Regions from separate parts of the Homo sapiens genome. Here region 2 is linked to region 1. A link is an interaction called in ENCODE POLR2A ChIA-PET data of the cell type or tissue named here. Cell type or tissue: Panc1. All regions are shown on one strand. Links, peaks and the distances in the headings refer to the core of each region. The heading gives the core; the rest is flanking DNA.

What was found. ChIA-PET counts read pairs that join two places held together with the same protein. Peaks named below come from ENCODE experiments on the same cell type or tissue, not always from the same donor. Only the 100,000 strongest peaks of a DNase experiment are listed, where the experiment ranks them.
Region 2: POLR2A ChIA-PET joins it to region 1 with 6 read pairs; 3 of 35 experiments call an interaction of 5 or more read pairs at or near these places.

What each region holds. Positions count from the first base shown.
Region 1 is chr2:189,164,218-189,169,610 of GRCh38, forward strand. All of the region lies in intron 1 of COL5A2 (collagen type V alpha 2 chain), which reads right to left. Among named protein-coding and RNA genes, the nearest start is that of COL5A2, 13 kb to the right of the region's middle. In Panc1, for the core only: no CTCF peak of the experiment used is centred there; no DNase peak of the experiment used is centred there; H3K4me3 peaks cover 765 bases; H3K27ac peaks cover 4,481 bases.
Region 2 is chr2:189,236,537-189,241,929 of GRCh38, forward strand. It overlaps a transcript of COL5A2 not described here. Among named protein-coding and RNA genes, the nearest start is that of COL5A2, 59 kb to the left of the region's middle. In Panc1, for the core only: no CTCF peak of the experiment used is centred there; no DNase peak of the experiment used is centred there.

The DNA of each region.
Region 1 (5,393 bases), core at 183-5,182:
TTGAATTTGAGACAAGCTTCCTGATGCGAGATGAATAAAGAAAAAGTAATAATAATAGTGATTCAGGCTTCTGCCAGGAAGCTACATTTCACTTGTAGAGAGACTACAGTCCAGTTATAGCAGAAAAATCACATTTTGTTTTTCTATCTGTTCTGTTTTTCCTCAAGTCAAAGCCTCTATTCTTATTTTTTTTTTTACTATTTAATTCCTATTCTGGGGCTTTGGGAGATGTTCTAGATAGTTATATAAGCAGTCTATTTTATTTTGCTAAATAAAAGATTTAAATATGATTTTGAAAAAATACAACTTTACCTTCTTTTATTTCTATGGAGAGTCTTATATTCCTTTTGATTATTATTATTATTGTTTACTTCAGAGAAGAATTTTATTTTGCATTTAGCTAACTGTTCATTACAGTAAAAGCATGCTAAATAATAACACCTTTATGTAATATAATATATGCTTATGTAATAGGGTTTTACAGCTGACTAAGAATTTCTACAGAAATTATGAACTCTTTCTTTTGAACCAATAAGGTAGAAAAATATAAAGTATTATCTCTGTTTTGTAAATGAGAAAATTAAGACCCCAACACATCATGTTTATAAAGAATTTATAAGGAAAGAGAGCTTTATTGCAGTCATCTGACACAGGGCCAGTTGCTATCTGGACTCTATCCACGTTGAGTTAGTAGAAGTTGAGCAAGCTCAAACAGCTGCTTTCTCTTCATTGACTGCTCAGGCAAGGTGCATGCCATCCCTCACAAAAATACTGCCCCAGGGCTCAAATAAGTCTGTCTTGACATCAGTAAAATATCATTAAAATAAACAGATGTTTCATATCTTAAGCATATTTCCACTTTTCTCAAACAACTCTACCAAAGGCAAATGTGCAAACAATTGCCAAAAACTTTATATTAGAAAGAAAGAATTAAATTAAATGTGTATATGTACCACTTAATTTGCCAAATGCATTCTAATACCAAAGGATAATTTTTGGGGGTTTTGCTGGTTTGCTTTTCCTGAAATGCTTTGTAAATAATCAAGAGCTAAGCACAAACCTGCCCAAAGGGAAAAACATGAGATAAGTAAAAATAATTATAAATATAAATACATAGTAAATGAAAATTTACTATTGTCATTTCAAATCTCCCAGTTATAGTTTTTCCTCTTCCACTCCCTCCCCAATTTTGTCCCAGGTGCCTAGGATTCACTGCTCCCTTATCCTTCCTCCTATCAAACCTAGTAACTGGGAATAATCTGATAAAAATTGTTTTAGTTATTGGAGGAAAAGTCTGTAATGAGCCAATCAGGGAATCCATTCTAAAAGTACTAATAACATCCACATTTCTTCAGTGCCCATTAAGGCCATGCATTTTAATTTAACTCCTCAATATGCAGACGAGGAGAGGAAACTGAATCTTAAAGAAGATCAGGAACTTGTTCAAGGTCACAAGGTTAGCAAACGGCAAAGTCTGGACCCAAAGATGTGAATCCAAAGACCCTTCTTTTGTTAACTGTGTATTGAAAGTAAATGGAAAAGAAGTGCTAACTGTAAAAAGCTCTATATGTAGAAAAATGGTAACAGGAACTCTTGGGAAGCTCCCAAAATAACAATTTAAAACAAAAACTCATTGCTGAGTCAGTGTCCTACTCCTACTGCCTGTAGGCCTAGTTGACGGAATATGTGCTTTTAGCCGAAAGAATATAGTATTGTGACACAGTTTATTTATTTATCTATTTATTTATTCTAAAATGACTATGTTTAAAAAATAGGGTAAAAAATAGAAGAGTCAAAGAACATATGTTGAGAGATGTCATCTACTTTTCCAAATTTTTTGAAATTCACTAAATAAATCCCCCAAGACATCACTTAGATATGGTCATACTAAATTAGCATGGAGCCTTACATTTTAGGCATTTCAATGATGCTATGTGAGCCACCTGTCCATTGGTATCACTTATATACTCTTGGAGAGCCCTTCTTCCCAGGCTCTTGCTGCTCTCCATACCCTCTCTCCTGTCTTCCACATCCTGCAGTCTCCATAGAGGCATAAGGTTCTACCCAGGTGTGACTTGAAACTTGCTTTTGAAGAGAAGAAAGACAGGTTGAATTTTTTTTTTTTTAAATCACCTAAGACAGGAAAGGGACATTATGGGCAGAGAACTACCTATTCTGAAATTATTCCAGTGAAATTGTCATCTTGGAAAGCATCTCCCTGAAATTCAGCTGGCCAAGTTAGGTCACTTTGGGCATATACCATGGGGCAATTTTAGGGTTCTATCCTGAAGAAACTCAAAATCCCTCTTCAGAAACAGTAGGAATCTGGCTGGCAAATTTCCATTTTGATTATAACCAGACAGCTTTCAGTTTCTATTAGAAAAGACTTGAAGTAATTTTAACATTTGGATTGTGGAACCCTCCGTGGGCAAGTAGAGTGTCTATGACAGCTGAATTTTATTCGTCTGTAGTGTGAGCCACGGAGTCCATCTGGGATACTGGGGCTTTTACCCAGAGCCAGTATGTCAGTTGATTCTCGTGGCGAGAAAATATTGAGAAAAAGATCTTAAAAGGCAAATTACCATATAACAAGCTTGTATGACAAGAGCATAATATCATTAAATCTGTGTCCTAGGACGCTAACTATAGGGCATCTGGACTATATTAGCTCCCCATGAGGCTCGGAAAGAAAAGAATGCCAAACAGGTAAATTGTGATAAGAGGTCAGGCTGGAAGGAAAAGTCTGAAATTTGAAAGAAAATCTGGGAAAAAGACATCCAGATGGAGCTTAGTGCAAAACACTGGAAAGGCAAGGATGGCCTCCCAATCCTGAAAAATGCCTTTCCTTCAGACAGAAAGGTGAATGAAAGCATATTTCCCTTAAAAACTAAAAATAAGCCAGGTATTCAAAATTTTTTTCTTAGAACTGGACCTGCTCTTACTCCTAGGACTTTAGCAAATGTTGCACCCAAGGAAAGTCAAGAGGCACAAGGTAGCTCAGGTGAGCGGGACACTTGGCAACTTTACAAGATGTATTTATATGCTGAATATACTAAAACTTACCAATTCTATTTTATTATGTCATCCTTCCTATGCCCCAACACAAACACCCACAGTGAAACTTAGAGCCTATTCACTGATTTATCTTTATAGAACTAATTCTAATTCAATTTGTTGTCATCCTTTACATAACAGAATACACTCCCCCACTCCATTTTTTAAAACAAACAAACAAAAATGATTCTAAGTACTGTATAAGGAAATATTTCTAGGCTAATGAGAACTCCATTGGTTTATAAACCTATGAGTTGTGTCTAAGCAAAATTCAGTTCAGCTACACTATGCTTAAGAGAGAACAACAAAAGCCACAAATAAAAAACTTGCCTAATCTCATCAACAATTATCAAAACTTAAGGAAAAATAGGGAAGGATTGAAGAAAGAAGTGATTTTTTTTTTTTTTTTTTAGTCCTGGGAGCTGCTTTGTAAATCCCTGTGCAGTGAAGCAATGCCTCTCATTCCAAATGCAACCCAGAGCAATGCAGAGTGGAAAACAGGTTTCCAGTTTTTAATAGAGACTTCTATGACTATCATAGTTTCACAAAATAACACCTAGAAGGGCATAACACTGTAGCACCTTAAAGGCTTGAACACCAGCTCCCTGATAGAATTTGCAGTTGCTCTTCATTCATCAGCCTCAAGTCTCTTTTTTCCCAGTACAAACTCCTATTTTTTTTTTTTTGAGACGGACTCTCGCTGTCACCCAGGCTGGAGTGCAGTGGCGCCATCTCGGCTCACCGCAAGCTCCGCCTCCCAGGTTCACACCATTCTCCTGCCTCAGCCTCCCGAGTAGCTGGGACTACAGGCGCCCACCACCACGCCTGGCTAAATTTTTTGTATTTTTAGTAGAGACGGGGGTTTCACTGTGTTAGCCAGGATGGTGTCGATCTTCTGACTTCGTGATCCGCCCGTCTTGGCCTCCCAAAGTGCTGGGATTATAGGCGTGAGCCACTGTGCCCGGGTTTTTTTTTTTTTTTTTAATTCTTACAACAGAATCTCTCGCTTAACATGGAATGGTCAGTGCCCTCTGTCCTCTCAAAGCAAATATAGCCCTTTTTGCTGAAACCTCAGAAGTTTTATGTTTGTAGCCAAAGATCAGAAAACTAGGAACTTTGCAGTTAATCTTTCCATGGTAGTCAGTTAACCTCACTGTCCAATCCACTTCACCAAAAATTCTGGCTGAAACTTCATCACAACATGAAAACCATAGTGCCCTGAATTAAACTGTAACTTTCCATTTATTTAATATAAAAATCTGAGAACGAAAGAATGAGAAAAAAAAAGCTTTAAAATACTTCCAAACTAGCATAAATGAATCTGAGAGGTTCTTCTACCTCAAGAGCAAATAAGCCTATTACTATGAAAGCTAAATGAAAATATTAAATCTCTATAAATAAATTGTATTTGCTATGGGAACCATCCATATTTTCAGAATTCCATAATAAAAAAAATTTAAAGTTGATGACCACAGAACAACCATATTGAATATCAAAAATTTAATTAAAGAATTTCATAGCTACAAATTATCTGGTAAAATTCCACCTGCATCTCTCCTTCCAAGTTAAACCCATCATTTTTTATTATGAATTTGAAAACCTACAAAGAAAGAACAGTGCAGCAAAGTAAGGAAAGTGTGAGTATGAAAAATGTGCCAATATCCCACACCAGTTTCTGCTTTCTGGAGTCAATTTCATAAAAATCTCCTGGGAGTGAAGGGAGTGAGGTAAATTAACAGCTTTTGGAAAGTGAAGAGACTTGCTACAGAGTCTGGGAAAAGATGGTCACCCCTACTACTGTATCCGAATAGTCCTGGGAGCTGCTTTGTAAATCCCTGTGCAGTGAAGCAATGCCTCTCATTCCAAATGCAACTCAGAGCAATGCAGAGTGGAAAACAGGTTTCCAGTTTTTAATAGAGACTTCTATGATTATCATAGTTTCACAAACTAAACTCTGAAGCAGACAGGGATGGTAGACAGGCATGAGGTGGCACTGGGGCATGGAGTGGATCATGCTTGGCTTGCTCACACACTGGGAACCAGCACAAAGTAAATGTATGTGGGGCTGCGAAACAGGGGAGGGGCAGTGATGCTTCAGATCATGGGGCCATTAGAAACTCTCCATTGGGAAATGCCTTTTGTTTTTCTTTCTTTCTTTTTTTGTATTAGTAAACCTACAAAAGGAAATAATACAATATGGCCTTTTTATTTGAACAGTAAAAATTTTAAATGGGTTTTAAAAGCTTATTAACACACAGATAAAATCACTGATATATTACCAAAATGATCATAGTAGAATAAAATATAAAAATTGCATTTTAAAATTTTTATGCTAGGCT
Region 2 (5,393 bases), core at 149-5,148, 72 kb after region 1:
TGTCATTTTAGCCAGTCTGGTGGGTGTAGAGTGGCATCACATTTTGGTTTTAATTTGCAATTTACTTGATGACCAAATAAAGTTGAGATCCTTTTTATAGGTCTATGGGCTACCAAGATATCCCCTATTGTGAAGTGTCTATTCAAGTCATTTGCCAATGTTTCCACTGGGCTATCTGACATTTTCTTACTGATGTGCAAGCATTCTTTAAGTATTATGGATATGTAAGACCTTTATATATATAAGTATTCATATGTGTGTCAAATACATGACAAATAAACTCCCACTCACTCTTTTAATGATAACTTATGATAATAAGTTCTTAACTTTAATGTAGTTTAATTTATCAATGTTTTTCTTTATAGTTAGCAATTTGTGTATCTTGTTTAAACAGTATGTATTACTCCAGAATCACAAAGATTTTATTCTCCTATTCTTCTAAATGCCATACTTCATTACCTTTTACATTTAGATTAGAAAGGATTCTCTGTCTGTTGTAAGGTCTTTCTTTTTTCTTGAAGCCCGATAATGCCAGGATCTGGCTCACAATTGAGTATTACTATTTTTATCTGGAATCTGGTTTACTCTTTTGATCTAGAGGTTTACTGTTTACCTCAGTTCAAGAAAGATTTTTTTAAATGTATACCTTAATAATTTCCTATTCCAGTTGCAATTGTTTTTTTACTTCAGGAACACTATTTCCTCCACCATATATGCTTTATTTGTTAGTATTTTTTTAGAAGTTATGCCACCCTTCCCATTTTATTCTTTTATTGTTCTTTCAATTTTATCTCTTATTTCACAGAGTTTACAAAAGAGGATAAGAATAAGGTCTTAGAAATGATAATTTTGTAAGACAATAACAGCAAAAAAAAAGACAGCTGGGCTCAAGCAAATGAATATAGTAGTCAATATTGCTGGTAAAAAAAGATTTTCTTAAATTATACATGAAATGATACACATAATAAGTGGCAAAGGAATTCATAGGACTGAGGAATGACATTGGTCTAGGGTAATTAAGAAATGCACCTCAGAGAAGTTAATGAGTTTGATGATATATAAGTAGAACATTACTGTGGTAAAAGCTAAAATATGCATAATTGCTGATATTATAGTGATTTTGGCAATATATCCAACCACTATAGACCAAACAAATTTGCAATGACAGACTGTAAGTGTGTACTTTTAATAATAAATGCAAATATAAATTTTTATTTGGCACAAATTTTCCATTTGTTCATAGAAATTTATGAAACTCAAAAAACAACAATTAAATGTGGCGAAGTAATTATAACTCTACATTTGATGAACTTTGGATTTCCTTGACACTATCTCAAGGCTCAGTTTTGTGTTCAATAAACTTAAAAATCACCATTTATATTTTAGAACCATTTTATAGCTTTTATCGGATGGGAAAATAGAGCTAATCTTAATCAGTATTTTCACAGAACAAAATATTTCCATCATAATTGAAATTGTCCATGGGTCTTGGGAATATAATATATTTGCGAGCTATTATAGTTTGCATTCAACATCAAAATAAATATGTATAAAACAAAATTTATTCTAATTTTCTGAAATAGCTTCAGCTATGTTTCTCCTCTTCTGTTTGAGAATTTTGCATTGCTCCAATAAAAATGTGATAAATATGTCATAAATATGAGTATGTTGGTTTATTTCTCTCTTGATGTTTTAAAATGCAAATGAGGCAGACAGCAGGACATCTCCAAAGAGATCCCACTGAGCATCGCCATCTTGTTAATTAATCACTTACCAGGAACTAGACCTCCATTTTGCAGCCTCAAAGACCTGATCTTTCCTGTACATTGAAAATGGATCATGAACCTGAAGCATTAATTCAAAATTCAAAAGGATAAACTTCCAGTAGGAAATAAGATTCTAAACAGAACTAGAATATTTGTTATGTATCCCTAAGAAAATACAATATATTAGTCTGTTTTCATACTGCTATATAAAGAACTGCCTGAGAGTGTATTAGTCCATTTTCATACTGCTATAAAGAACTGCCTGAGACTGGGTAATTTATAAAGGAAATAGGTTTAACTGACTCACAGTTCAGCATGGCTGGGGAAGCCTCAGGAAACTTACAATCATGGCAGAAGGCAAAGGGGAAGCAAGCCACCTTCTTCACCAGGTGGCAGGAAGGAGAAGAGCTGAGCAAAGGGGAAAGAGCCCCTTACAAAACCATCAGATCTTGTGAGAACTCACTCACTATCACAAAAACAGCATGGGGGAAATGGCCCACATGATCCAACTACTCTCCACCTGGTTTCTCCCTTGACACGTGGGGATTATGGGGATTCTAATTCGAGATAAGATTTGGGTGGGGACTCAAAGAAACCAAGTTATAATCAGAGGTCAGGTTTTAAAAAGGGTAATAATTACTTAGAAAAATAAAATATTTATTATACTCTGTTTAAAATACAATTAGGTATTCTTTTTACACAGAAAATAAAAATTCAAATGCTTTAGAGGCTAGGCAGGTAATATGAGTTAGCAAAGTCATCCCAAATGAACTTTGGTCAACTGAAGTGCAACCAAGGTGTTTACAAAAGGAACTACCAGATATTCAATTCTAGCTGATCATCATCACAGGGAGTGTAGACCCAAGTGTTGACAGAACTTCTGATTTTTTAAAGAGACTCTGGAACTTTACATTTTTAATGTTTATCTTCAGATTTTTTTAATGTTAATAATTATAATAGAATAATGGCCTCACAAAATGCCCCTGACCTATTCCCAGGAACCTGTTACCTTGCATGCCAAAAGGGACTTTGCAGATGATCAAGAACCTTGAGATGGAAAGATTATCCTGTATTCTCCAAGTGTGCCCAGTGTAATTCCAAAAGTCCTTACAAGGGGCAGAGGGAGGCAGGAGGAACACAGTGAGGGAAGGGGACATGGTAACAAAAACAAGGGTCAGAGTCAGAGAGTGCGATCTGAAAATGCAACGTTTCTGGCTTAAAAAACCAAACACCGCATATTCTCACTCATAGTTGGGAATTGAACAATGAGAACACATGGACACAGGAAGGGGAACATCACACTCTGGGGACTGTTGTGGGGTGGGGGGAGGGGGGAGGGATAGCATTGGGAGATATACCTAATGCTAAATGACGAGTTAATGGGTGCAGCACACCAGCATGGCACATGTATACATATGTAACTAACCTACACATTGTGCACATGTACCCTAAAACTTAAAGTATAATAATAATAAAATAAAATAAATAAAAAAATAAAGACAGAAGAGGGGGCCACAAGATAAGGAATGCGGGAGGACCTAGAAGTTAGAGAAGACAAGGAACTGATTGTCCCCTAGCATCTCCAGAAGGAACAAAGCCTGCTCATACTTTGATTTTAGCCAGATAAGACACATTTCAGACTTCTTCCTCCAGAAATGGAAGATAATAACTCTGTACTGTTTTAAGCCACTAGATTTGTGGTCATTTGTTATAGCAGTGTTAGAAAACTAACACAATATTTTAAAAAACAACAAAAACCAAAAACCAAACAAGTCAAGTTAATGATATACGTGAGCCAAATTCAGCTTTAGGCCTTAAATTTAGTATATTTGAAGAAAATACTGAAGGTAGCCTTACCAAAAAATGCCTTAATTGGGTCAGGCTGCTATAACAAAAGCCGTTGGTGGCTTAAACAGCAAACATTTGTTTCTTATAGTTCTGGTGGCTGGGAAGATGAAGATCAAGATGTCAGAAGATTTGATTCTTAGCAAGGGCCCTCTTCATAGCTTGTAGGTGACCACTGTCTCACTGTATTCTCACATGGCAAAGAGAGAGAACACTTGTGTCTTTTATAAGGGCATGAATTCCATCATGAGGGCCTCATCCTTGTGATCTAATCTAACCCCAGTTACCTCCCAAAGGCTGCACCTTCAAATACTATCACACTGGGGATTAGGACTTCAACGTGTGAATTTTAGGGCTACACAAACATTTACTCTGTAGCAGACAGTAATGTTTAAAGTATTGGATAACTTAAAATGAGATCATGCCTGTAAAGTCCAGGGATGATGCTGTCAGTGTTTTATGTCTTGACTCTGCTTTTTCCTTTCTGAGTTTCTCTACCCAATCAATTCCTCTTGTGATTGCCTGATCCATGTTTTTCACCAGTCCTATTGGCCCAGTAGTCCCCCAGTGTCTTTAAGACAGTTCTGCAGGTCTCTTTTCCAAACCTTTACATGTTATTTTCATAATATAATCTTCAGAGGAATAAATCTTACTTTATCTCCAGGTTCTCAGAGGAAGCTTCATGGTGGCTCTCAAGTGCAATCAATAAAATCTAAGACATAAAAGGAAAATCTAAGACACAAAAATGTGTTCATAAAATAGACTGCAAGAATAGAACCATATTAATAACATTTTTTCTTTGCTACTCATTGGGATTTGTTCCCACAAATTGGACTTCAAACTTCCAAATCTAATCACGTATTATTTTATCATTAAAACCAAACAGCTTGCCACGCAAAGTTAATGTGTTAAATCCTTTTCATTTTCATCTTCAATCTTCTATAATGTTCAATAGTGCCCTGTTTTATTTCACATCAGATATAATCAACAGACCCCACCACATATCCTCATTATTCTCTGACAAACAACACAGCACTTGTAGACCATCTTCCCTTTTTTCCCTTAATTACTATTTTTTTTGTAAACTTATTTTTCAACTATTTAAATTGAATGAACAACTACCTATTGGGTACAACATTCACTATTTAGGCAATGGGCACACTAAAAGCCACTAGACAATATATTGATGTAACAAAACTGCACTTGTACCCCCAGGATCTATAAAAATAAAATAAAATAAATTGAATGAACATTGCTCTGTGTTACTGAAGATTCCTATTTGATTTACTTTCTCTACACACAAGCATTTGAATGGATTTTCCACGATTATCCTATTGTTCAACAATTATGCCTGGGCAACGTATTGAGACCCCATCTCTACAAAATAAATAAAAAAATTAGAAGGGCATGCACCTGTAGTCCCAGCTATTTGGGAGGCTGAAGTGGGAGGATCACTTGAGCCCAGGAGGTTGAGGCTGCACTGAACCATGATCACACCCCTGTACTCCAGCCTGGGTGACAAAGCAAAACGTTGTTCGAGAAAATAATAAAAATATTTTTCCCAATATCCTTTATTCTCTTAGCTACTACATTGATTGTCCTATGACTAAAGGTTAAGAAATAAAGTAGTTGGGTCCAAAGCTGAGTGATATTTTAAAGATTATTGACCATTATTGCCAAGTTAATTCCACCAAACTATACTCATTTGCACTGGTACTTTGCTGGTACCAGGTATTCTCCCCTACCCAACCTTTGCTAATTTGGCAGGCCCCAAATGGTATC